Regions from separate parts of the Homo sapiens genome. Here region 1 is linked to region 2. A link is an interaction called in ENCODE POLR2A ChIA-PET data of the cell type or tissue named here. Cell type or tissue: GM12878. All regions are shown on one strand. Each heading gives the region's core, and the rest is flanking DNA. Links, peaks and the distances in the headings are about the cores only.

The links. Peaks named below come from ENCODE experiments on the same cell type or tissue, not always from the same donor. Only the 100,000 strongest peaks of a DNase experiment are listed, where the experiment ranks them.
Region 1: POLR2A ChIA-PET joins it to region 2 with 8 read pairs; 5 of 35 experiments call an interaction of 5 or more read pairs at or near these places.

Annotation. Positions count from the first base shown.
Region 1 is chr2:69,896,129-69,901,509 of GRCh38, forward strand. SNRNP27 (small nuclear ribonucleoprotein U4/U6.U5 subunit 27) reads left to right here. Exons shown (of 6, transcript NM_006857.3): 3 at 308-420; 4 at 1,249-1,328. Among named protein-coding and RNA genes, the nearest start is that of SNRNP27, 4.9 kb to the left of the region's middle. In GM12878, for the core only: no CTCF peak of the experiment used is centred there; no DNase peak of the experiment used is centred there; H3K4me3 peaks cover 59 bases.
Region 2 is chr2:69,760,991-69,766,371 of GRCh38, forward strand. All of the region lies in intron 1 of ANXA4 (annexin A4), which reads left to right. Among named protein-coding and RNA genes, the nearest start is that of ANXA4, 22 kb to the left of the region's middle. RefSeq lists an enhancer at 1,643-1,702. In GM12878, for the core only: no CTCF peak of the experiment used is centred there; no DNase peak of the experiment used is centred there; H3K4me3 peaks cover 659 bases; H3K27ac peaks cover 2,945 bases.

The sequences.
Region 1 (5,381 bases), core at 189-5,188, 140 kb after region 2:
TCAATTGCTGTTTAAGTCAGCTTTTTTGTATATTTGTGTGTGGTTGTTAGAAACTTTTAATTTACATTTTTCTGCCTTCCAGAAAGCTTTCTAGCCCTAGTTGTACTGAATGCAACTGATGATTAAGCAGTAAACTACATTAAAAAATTTTTTTGTTAACAATCAAGGCCTTGGCAGAACCTTTTTCCTCACTTTGCTATACGGAATGACTCGTGGTTCTGTGGAGCTCACCTCATGTATATCTGTGCTGATTGATACAAAGTTGATATGTCTGTCTGTTTCTAACATCTTTGCTTATAAATATTAGATCTCCAAGACGACATAGATCCACATCTCCTTCCCCTTCTCGACTGAAAGAAAGAAGAGATGAGGAAAAGAAAGAAACAAAAGAAACAAAGAGCAAAGAACGGCAGATTACTGGTAATGTTATTAGATAAATAACTGTAGGAAAAGTACAGTGATGATAAAATTATAAAAGTTTAATCTTGAACATTTAAATGTTAAGCCTTTTATAGTATTCATTGCATATGGTTTTGAGTTTTTTTTGGTTTTTTTTTTTTTGAGATAGAGTTTCATTCTTGTCACTCAGACTGGAGTGCAATGGCACAATCTTGGCTCACTGCAACCTCCGCCTCCTGGGTTTAAGCAATTCTTGTGCCTCAGCGTCCCAGAGTAGTTGGGATTACAGGCACCCGCCACTATGCCCGGCTAATTTTTGTATTTTTAGTAGAGACGGGTTCTCACCATGTTAGCCAGGCTGGTCTCAAACTCCTGACCTCAGGTGATCCTCCCGCCTCGGCCTCCCAAAGTGCTGGGATTATAGACGTGAACCACCGTGCCCAGCCTGAGATTTTGTTTTAATTGCACCCTAGCAAGTTGCTGGTTATCTATGGTGCTCCTGATATAGAACGATAGTTAAAAACATGAGAATATTCTATTTTGGAAGTGTCTTCAGAACTATATAGTGTCATGCCTGATATTAAAGGTAGTCCTTAATATGAAACCCAGGTTTTTTTTTAAAAGGTAATCCTGTCTAAAGGCTTCAAGGAGAGGACTTTTTTTTTGTACCATAAGTTACATTCTGTCCAAATGTAAGAGGAATTTTTTCATTAGACTCATCTTCAGCTAATTGTTTTGTGTGTTCTCTGCTAGTGAGGTGGAATGACTATTAATCTGTTACCACCTCTCTTTTTATTTATGTATATATTTGAAATGATAGAGAGGTCACAAAATTATTCTTTTTTGCAGAGGAAGACTTAGAGGGCAAAACAGAGGAAGAAATAGAAATGATGAAGTTAATGGGATTTGCCTCCTTTGACTCCACAAAAGTAAGTAAAACGTGCAACATTCTCATTTGAATTAATATGTTATGACTGTCCTATCTTTCCATGTTCTTTTCCATTTATACAAATTTATTTGGTTATAAGACAATAACTATCTGTTTGAAGGGCTTTGAGAATACAAAGGAGGAAACAGTGAACTGCCATTGGAATTCAGGGAGTGGTTGCCAGGGACGATGTTTGAATTAGATTTTAAAGGACAAGTAGAAGTGATCAGACAAAGAAGAGGAAGAAGATTATTTCAGGTAGAGGGAAGAGCTCATGAAAATGCCATGTAGGTGTAAAGGAGCATAGTGTATTGTGGGAATTTCAGATTCGACCAGGGATAAAGGGGTGCTGATGGGCTAGTGACTTAGGCTAGAAATAGAGGTAGGAGGCAAATCACAGAGGGCTTTTGATGCCCTTAGTCATGCTAAGGAATTCAGAGTTTATTCTTTTGGTGTTGAGGAGAGGAAGTAGTGATTTTTAAATAAGGGAGTGGCATGGTTATATGTGTGTTTTGGAATAATGACTCTGGGGGCAGCATGGAGGACAGATGGGAGGTGGGTTAGATTGAAGGCAGGGAGAACTGCTGATTTGTGCAAGTGAAAGATGATAAAGGCCTGAACTGAGTTGAGAATGATTCAGGAGCTGGGGGAAGTGGGAGTGAGTAGTTAGTAATGCCTCTCAGGTGTCAGGCTGGGACCCTGAGTGATACAGTTAACCCAGAACAGAGTTTCTGGAAGGGGAACTGCTGGGAAATGGAAGAACAAAATCCAGCTGCCAGATAGAGATGACATTGGGCAGCTGCATACTTGTCTCATAGCTTAGAAGTGGGGTGGATAGGGGAGGGAATGCTGTCTAGCCTTCATAATAGCAGAGAGATGAGGGAAGAGGAAAAAGAGGGAGGGATTATATAGAGGAGGGAGAGCATAGAGCGAGAGATGGGGGAAGAGAGAGATGGGTATAGAGAGAGGAAATGAAGAGAGGAGAGGGGATGGAGAGAGGGAGGGTGTGTGGAAAGAAAAACATATTTTTTAAAATCTCTTTTCTAGAATTTTAAGTCTTTCCATTTAGTTTTGCAAATGGAAATAGAGATGTTTGAGAAAAAGTTGTCAAAAATAATCCACTTTCCCAAGTCTTGTATTCCATTGAGTTGCTAATGGAATGGGGTAATCTCAGTGGCTGTAAGTTTCTTTCTAACTAATGTGACTGTGTAGGGCTCACATGTTTTAAAATGACAGTGTGTAACTTAGGAGTACTGAGGCATGACTGTTTTGAGGTGAGAAATTAAGAACAAGCTCTTGTTCTTGCAATGGTTATGTGAGCTCTGTTTTGGAATTTAATGAAGTTTATTTATCAGCTTTTTTCCCTTGAATGCCCTAAATTCTTATTTATTTTCCAAAGACTATTTTATAAATGAAAGTTTATTAAGATATATGTTGGGTGAAATGTAAGTTTATTAAGATATATGTTGGGTGAATTAAAATATGTCAAAAGTAAAGCAACTATAGTTTTATTGTCTTTAGAAGAATGGGGAGGGAACTTTTTCCCCAAAGAAAATGGAATTATTTTCTTTGTTTTTTGGTTTTCCTGTTGCTGGATGTTAGGTTTAAAGTTCCTGAAAGTCAGATCTAAGGGTGGTGCCACCCATCACTTAAATGTAGTCAGTGAAGAAGATGTTTGCTTATAAAGGAAAACTTAGGTGAAAAGTCATAGATCTTAAAAAAATTATGGAGTACCATCACACTAATTGATGTCAGTTTTTTAAAATGACATCTACAAGGATGTCAATTTAGTTTATATGCAGTTGGCTTCATGGCTATCAGTTATAACGTCAGCTCATTTGTGTTTTTAAGTAATGTGTGTCTTGTGATGTTTCATCATTGATCTATTGTGGGACCTCTTCATATGCCAGTATAGTCACCCATTTTCCTTTCTATTTGATTGTATTTTCATTTTTTTATTTGTATTATTTTTTATTTTAATTTTATTTTTTCGAGACAGAGTCTCGCTCTGTTGTCCAGGCTGGAGTGCAGCGGCGCAATCTCGGCTCACTGCTACCTCCGCCTCCTGGGTTCAACCGATTCTCCTGCCTTGGCCTCCCAAGTTGCTGGGATTACAGGCGCCTGCCACCACGCCTGGCTAATTTTCGTATTTTTAGTAGAGATGGGGTTTCGCCATATTGGCCAGGCTGGTCTCGAACTCTTGGCCTGAAGGGATCCACCTGCCTTGGCCTCCCAAAGTGCTAGGATTACAGGCGTGAGACATTGCGCCCGGCCTCATTTTTTAGTTTTTTAGAGACAGGGTCTTGTTTTGCCACCCATACTGGAGTACAGTGGTATGATCATGGCTCACTGCAGCCTGACCTCCTGGGCTGAAGCAATTTCCCTGCCTTAGCCTCTGGAGTAGCTGAGAGTAGGCACATGCCGCCACGCCAGGATAATGTTTTTATTTTTTGCAGAGATAGGGTCTTGCTGTGCTGCCTAGATTGGTCTTGAACTCATGGCCTCAAGAAATCCTCCTGCCTCAGTCCATTTTTTTTTTTTTATTTTTGAAGAGACAGAGTCTTCCTATGTTGTCCAGGCTGTACTCAAACTCCTTGGCTCAAGAAATCCTCTTGCCCCAGCCTCCCAAGTAGCTGGGACTGTAGCCTCACAGCAATGTGCTTGGCTTTTCCCTTTCATCTTATTAGATTGGTGGAAAAGTAATTACAGTTTTTGCCATTGAAAATAATGGCTAAAACTGCAATTACTTCAATAACATTTTTCTAGATGGTTTCAAAGTTTGGTTTTGTTTATTAATGGATAATTTTCTATGCCAGCATGTAAATAAATGAGGATAGGGCTAATAATATGCAATTCTGCAAATAGTTTCCAGAAATCAGTAAACCTTTAGGAATCGAACTTTGTAAAAAGGTTATCATCATTTACTTTTTTGTGCCCAAGACCAGTCTTTCTAAGTCATGCTTACTTCCTATTATAGGGAGTTCAAAATCATATACCTCACAAGTAATTTGTTCAGGACTTACCTTCCACCTCCAAAAAAATACATGAAAATAGGAATAGAAAAGTAAGACCAAATACATTTATTTTAGCCCCACTTCAAATATACTGTTCGTCTGTGTATGCCTTTTGGCCAGTGGGTCAGAATCGGTCTTTGCCCTGACACCAATATCTAATTAAGTACACTACACAGATAGGCTAATCTTGCATAAGTAGTAATGGGAGAGGGAGGAGGTGGGGGTCACTTGTATGTGTCACGACGTTAGCTGATGATACTCATCTAAGTCATTTTCTGAATATCTGGGAGTGCAGTGACCTAGGATGTGAGAATGCAAAGGTGACTCTCAGACATATCCCTCCATCAAGAAGCTTGCAGTCTCATAGGGAAAATAACTTTATGATGTACATCATGGTTTTATAGGGTAGAAAATAGAGGGTACTGGGCTGGGTGCAGTGGCTCATGCCTGTAATCCCAGCACTTTGGGAGGCCGAGGCGGGGGATCACGAGGTCAAGAGGTCAAGACCATCCTGGCCAACATGATGAAACCCCATGTCTACTAAAAATACAAAAATTAGCTGGGCGTAGTGGTGCATGCCTGTAGTCCCAGCTATTCGATAGGCTGAGGCAGGAGAATCACTTAAACCCGACAGGCGGAGGTTGCAGTGAGCCGAGATTGCGCCACTGCACTCTAGCCTAGTGGCAGAGCAAGTCTCCATTTCAAAAAAAAAAAAGAAAGAAAGAAAGAAATAGAGGGTACTGTGAGGAAGGCACAGTTAACATTTTTCAGCAGTTAGAGAAGAGGGCACTTCCTGGCACCTGGAATGTTTGAATTGGGCCTTGAACAATGGGTAATAACCAGATAGTTCAAGTTGGAGGCAGGGAAGGCAATTCAGGCATGAGGAACAACATGGGGGAAAGTGGGTATGTTGAGTTGACTTGGCTGATCAGAAGACCTGAACAAGAATTTGTGAAAAAGAGGATGGGTGCTACATTCAGAAAGGTCAAGATGGAGTAACACATAACAACCTAGCATTTGTGTCTGTTATTCTGTTCTGA
Region 2 (5,381 bases), core at 129-5,128:
GTCTCTATTAAATTAATTAATTAATTAATTAATTAAAAAATAAATAAATATAAAGTAAGCCACAAATGCAAGTTTGAATTGTCTAGTAATTACATTCAAAAAAGTAAAGAAACAGGCAAAATTAACTTAATAATATAGATATATTTTACCCAATATACCCAAAGTAATATCATTTCAACATGTAATCAATATAAACATTATTAATGAGATATTTTATAGGCTTCTTTTCGTGCTGTGTTGTAGCAGTCTGATGTGTATTTTAAACTGATAGCACATCCAAATCTGAATGCAAATTTTTCATCAAATGTCTGTATTTAGATTTCATGAAATGTTCAGTTTTCACATCAATTTACATGCTCAAATTATTTCAAACATACTTCAAAAATTTTTCCAATAACTAAATCAAGTACCTAAAATAATTTTCCTTTAATATTTGCATCCACATGGAAAAAACTGATTCATGTTTTTTAAAAGAATTTCACTTCGAAGTGAAAAGGCTCTCGCTTTTAAAACTGCATCTTTCCAAGTTAATTCACGAACTCTCTTGTCAATTCCATCTCTTGTTCTTTACTGTGCCAGCCGTGATGCTTCTGCTACTCCACTCAATTGTACATCAGTAACGTGCCTTTGTTTTAAATCTTAAAACGTAGCTGGGTGCAGTGGCTCACGCCTGTAATCCCAGCACTTTGGGAGTCTGAGGTGGTAGGATCGCTTGAGCCCAGGAGTTCAAGACCAGCCTGGACAACATGGTGAGACCCCGTCTGTGACAGAGCAAGATGCTGTCTTAAAAAAAAAAAAAAAAAAACTTAAAATGTGTCCATAGCTACTTTTTAACTAGAAAATAATTTAATTATGTTAAAATAACTCAAACTTGTGCTGTCTGTAAAACTTCTTCAAATAAATACATTAAAATATTGCATCAGTGCCTAGAAAAATATCAAAGTGAATAAATCTGTTGGCACCAACTAGATTAGTGATTACGTGTAATACTAGAAAAGATGCCACATGCTTGACATGTGCCCTACACATACAATGGTTGAACAATGTAGCCCTACCAGAGCAATAAAGCTGTGTGTAATGGGGAAATATTTCATACTGCATCAATTTCAAAATTTAAATATAATTAAAATGAAACAAAATTTAAAATTTAGTTTCTCAGTCTCTCTAGCCACTTTCAGTTGCTCAGAAACATGCAGCTGGTGGCACCATATTGGGGTATAGAGACAGTCTGTCAAAAGACAGGGTGAGGAGCCAGGCGAGGTGGCTCATGCCTGTAGCAACAGCTACTTGGGAGGCTGAGGTGGAGAATCACTGGACCCTAAAAGCTGGAGGCTGCACTGAGCTATGATAGTGCCACTGCACTCTAGCCTGGGTGACAGAGTGAGACCCCGTCTAGGGGAAAAAAAAAAAAAAAGACATAGTGAACAGAACACTTTAGTGCCACCACGTGCACCTTTCTGTGTTAGCATCAGCTTTACAGCAGAGGAGGGATTGTAATGGGCCTGGTCTAATTCCCAGTTGCTAGCTGGTTTTCCCTTTGTTCTTCTCTGCTTCTTTTTCTGTCACAAATGCCTGGTTCTCTGGGCAAAAATAAATAAATAAGTATGTATTTATGTATATTAAAAATATAACTCCTAGCATGGATTTCTGCTAGGGTGCTTCTCACTGATCATGCCTCCTTGAATCTACTCTGCCACCATGATTCGCGCCCCAACACCTCTCGGCCTGCTTTGGATGAGGAGGGCCAGCTATGGGCCTACCTCACAGCTCCTCACCTCAGGGTAGGGTGTTCTGAATAGATCCCCACATCAGACAGAGCTGCTAGAGAGGCAGACCCCATCTCCCTATTGTCTCATAAACACACACACTCACTCACACACTCACACACACTCATACTCACTCACACTCACATACTCTTCATCCAGCTCCATCTGCCGTAAGTCCGTTTCACTTCCTCTCAGCTTCTAACATTATCTCATGACCATCCTAGTCTTTTCCATTGTGTCATGAGTTTCTCCCTTTTCTTCCCTGTGCCTTCACGAGAATCTTGAATGAGAAACTGGGAGCGGCTGCTGCATCAGAAATAGTAAGTTCCTCACGTGAATCAGAAATCCACTGTGGAAGAATTTTACAGTTCTGTTTTTGTGCTCTTCTGCCGGAATCAGCTTGAATTTTGGAAAGATGTGGGGACAGAACCCTGCCCTGGCCCAGAGAGGGAATGGCTGATCCAAGGGGAGGAGGAGTTGCCCACAGAGCTGGAACTTGATGACTTCGGGGCGCGGGAGGCCCCAGAACAAAGTGAGACTTTGAAGAGAGCAGTGCTTACTCTCTGCTCAGTTCCAGATCTCCGAGGTGGAGCCAGTTGAAATCTGTGTAGGAAACAAAGCTGCTTTTCTGGTTCATCTGGAAAGAGAGGGCTTTTTGTTTTTTCCCCACGTGGGCAAATAGAGGTGGTGATGTTGTGTTTTTAGAGCCAGAAGGAAAGTTCTGGGCTGCATAATGCCTATATTCCAGGCAAATAGAACCCAACAAGGAAAATGGTCTAGCTTTATCACTGACTCACTGCAAATCCCTTCCCTCCTGTACTTTAATTTATTCATTTTCTTTTTTTAAATGACAAACTGATATTATTTTTAATTTTTAAATACTTCAGTGACCACAGGACATAATACTTTTTTTTTTTTTTTTTTGAGATAGAGTCTCGCTCTGTTGCCCAGGCTGGAGTGCAGTGGCGTGATCTCGTCTCACTGCAACCTCCGCCTCCTGGGTTCAAGCAATTCTCCTGTCTCAGCCTCCTGAGTAGCTGGGATTACAGGCGTGCGCCACCACGCCTGGCTAATTTTTATATTTTTAGTGGAGATGGGGTTTCGCCATGTTGGTCAGGCTGGTCTCAAACTCCTGACCTTGTGATCTGCCCTCCTCGGCCTCCCAAAGTGCTGGGATTACAGACGTGAGCCACCGCACCTGACCTTAGTTTTTTTCTGACGTGGTCCTCTTCTTTTATCTCTAAGACTTATGATTGCTAAGACAACAAAAGATACCATCGTTACTGGCCAACCTTGGAATTTGGTCTTGGGAAATGGAGGCCTGTAGTTTGTAACCCATAAGAAGAGACTGAAGGGGCCTAAGTGCAGATGAGAATCCCTGGTGATAGAACAGACAAGAACTGGAGATCAATGCCAATAGTTTGTGATGAACGTCTTGGGGTTCCTGTGTGATCAACCTGTTGGGATTTCTGTATTAGTTTCACACTCACCTGTAATAGTTTACCAATGGTGTTTCTGAAAGATGAACATGAAATTAAGCGATCTTTCATGTTTCCTCGAGGGACTTTGATTCTAAAATAACTCTGAGAACAGATCAGGAAACATGATATAACCCTAACCATGCTTGACACATTTTCTCTTTAAATAACAGTTATACTTGAGGAGAGGATTTTACTCATGATGCTGTGCAAAAGCCACATGGATTCCACTGGTTTGGACTTTGCCTTAGAGTGGGCGTTGCTAAGTGATGGATAACAGCAGCGTGCTTCCCTGAGAGGCCACTGTGAGCCTCTTACTTAGGTTGAGAACTTGACCTCTTACTTAGGTTTTATACCACCATAAAATGCACCCATCTTAAGTGGTTAGTTTGATGAGCCATCGTTTCTTTTAAGGAGTTAACATTTAAAATCAACTTTTAAAAATTGTGGTGAAATAAATACACATGAAATTTTACCATCTTAAACATTCTTAAATGTAACAGTTCAGTGACATTAAGTATATTCACATTGTTTTGCAACCATCACCACCATCCATTCACAGAACTCTTTTCATCTTGTAAAACTGAAACTCTGTACTATTTAGCTGTAACTCCCTCTTCCCTTTCCTCCAGCATTATCATTCTGCTTTCTGTCTCTATGAATTTGACTACTTTGAGTACATATAAGTGGATTCATGTAGTATTCATCCTTTTGTGACTGGCTTATTTCACTTAGCTTAGTGTCCTTAGGTTCATCAGTGTTATAGCATGTGGCAGAATTTCCTTCCTCTGTAAGGTTGAATAATATTCCACTGTATATATTCCACTGTATATATGTGTATACACACACACACACACACACACACCACATTGTGTTTATCCATTTATCTGTTGAGGGACACTTGTTTTGCTTCCACTTTTGGCTATTGTGAGTAATGCTGCTGTGAACATGGATGTGCAAACATTTCTTCGAGTTCCTGCTTCCTGTTCTTTTGGGTATATGTATACCTAGAAGTGGAATTGTTGGACCATATGGTAATTCTATTTTTAATTTGTTGAGGAACCACCATACTGTTTTTACGGTGGCTGTACCATTTTACTTTCTTACCAGCAGTGTAGAAGGGTTCAAGTTTCTCCATATCTTCACCAACATTTGTTGTTTTCTGTTGTTCTGTTTTGAATAGTAGCCATTCTAATGGGTATGAGTGGAGTTCAGTGAGTGTTGGCAGATGTATATATCCGGGTACACTACCCCAATCAAGGTAAAGAACATTTTCATCACCCCTTGATGTTGCCTCATGCTCCTCTACAGTTAGTATCCCTTCTGCCTCACCAGTGCCCCCAATCACTGGCCCCAGACAACCACTTTTGCACTTTCTAGCACTATATATTAGCTTTGTTCGTTCTAGCGTTTCATGTAAATACTTTGTTTGGCTTCATTTAGCCAGAATAATGCTTTTGAGGCTTATCTAAAACCCTAGTCTAAAATCAATTGTGGATGGAAAATAAACCGCAGTGTGACTGGAGTTCGATACTATGCTAATGGTTGGTTAGAGAATACCATGGGTCTCAGAAAGAAAGTGAGAGGAGGAGAGGGGGGCTGAGGAAGCAGGAGAGGGCCCTTCCTAGCAATGAGGCCTTCAGGAAGCCCAAAGAGCCATAGCAATTAATGCCAGTCCTATGGCTTCGGGGGCAGCCAGTTCAATTAATCAGCAGGCATTTCTTGCAGGCCCGCTATGTGCAAGGCACTGCTAAAATTTAGAAACAGGAAAGTAGAGGCCCAGGATGAGAATTTGGAGAGGGAAGATGCTGCCTTAGAATTCATACAACTGGATAATGCTTTTGTCAGAGGACAGACACACACAGAGGACCTTACGGACTTGGTGACCAAAAGAACCACAAAGGAATCTAGTTTGACTTGTTGGTAAATGTGAAAGCCTGAACTCTATACGCCACAGATGTTTTTCATGTGGGTAGATTTGGTAACCCCACCTTAAACAGCTCACTAAACAGGTAATGCTAGAATACTGTAGATGTGATAAAGATTACTTGGAGAGAACAGTAATAGAAGAATAGCTAACATCTGTTGAGTACACAATGTCTGCACCATTCTAAGTACTTACGTGATGTAATAACTT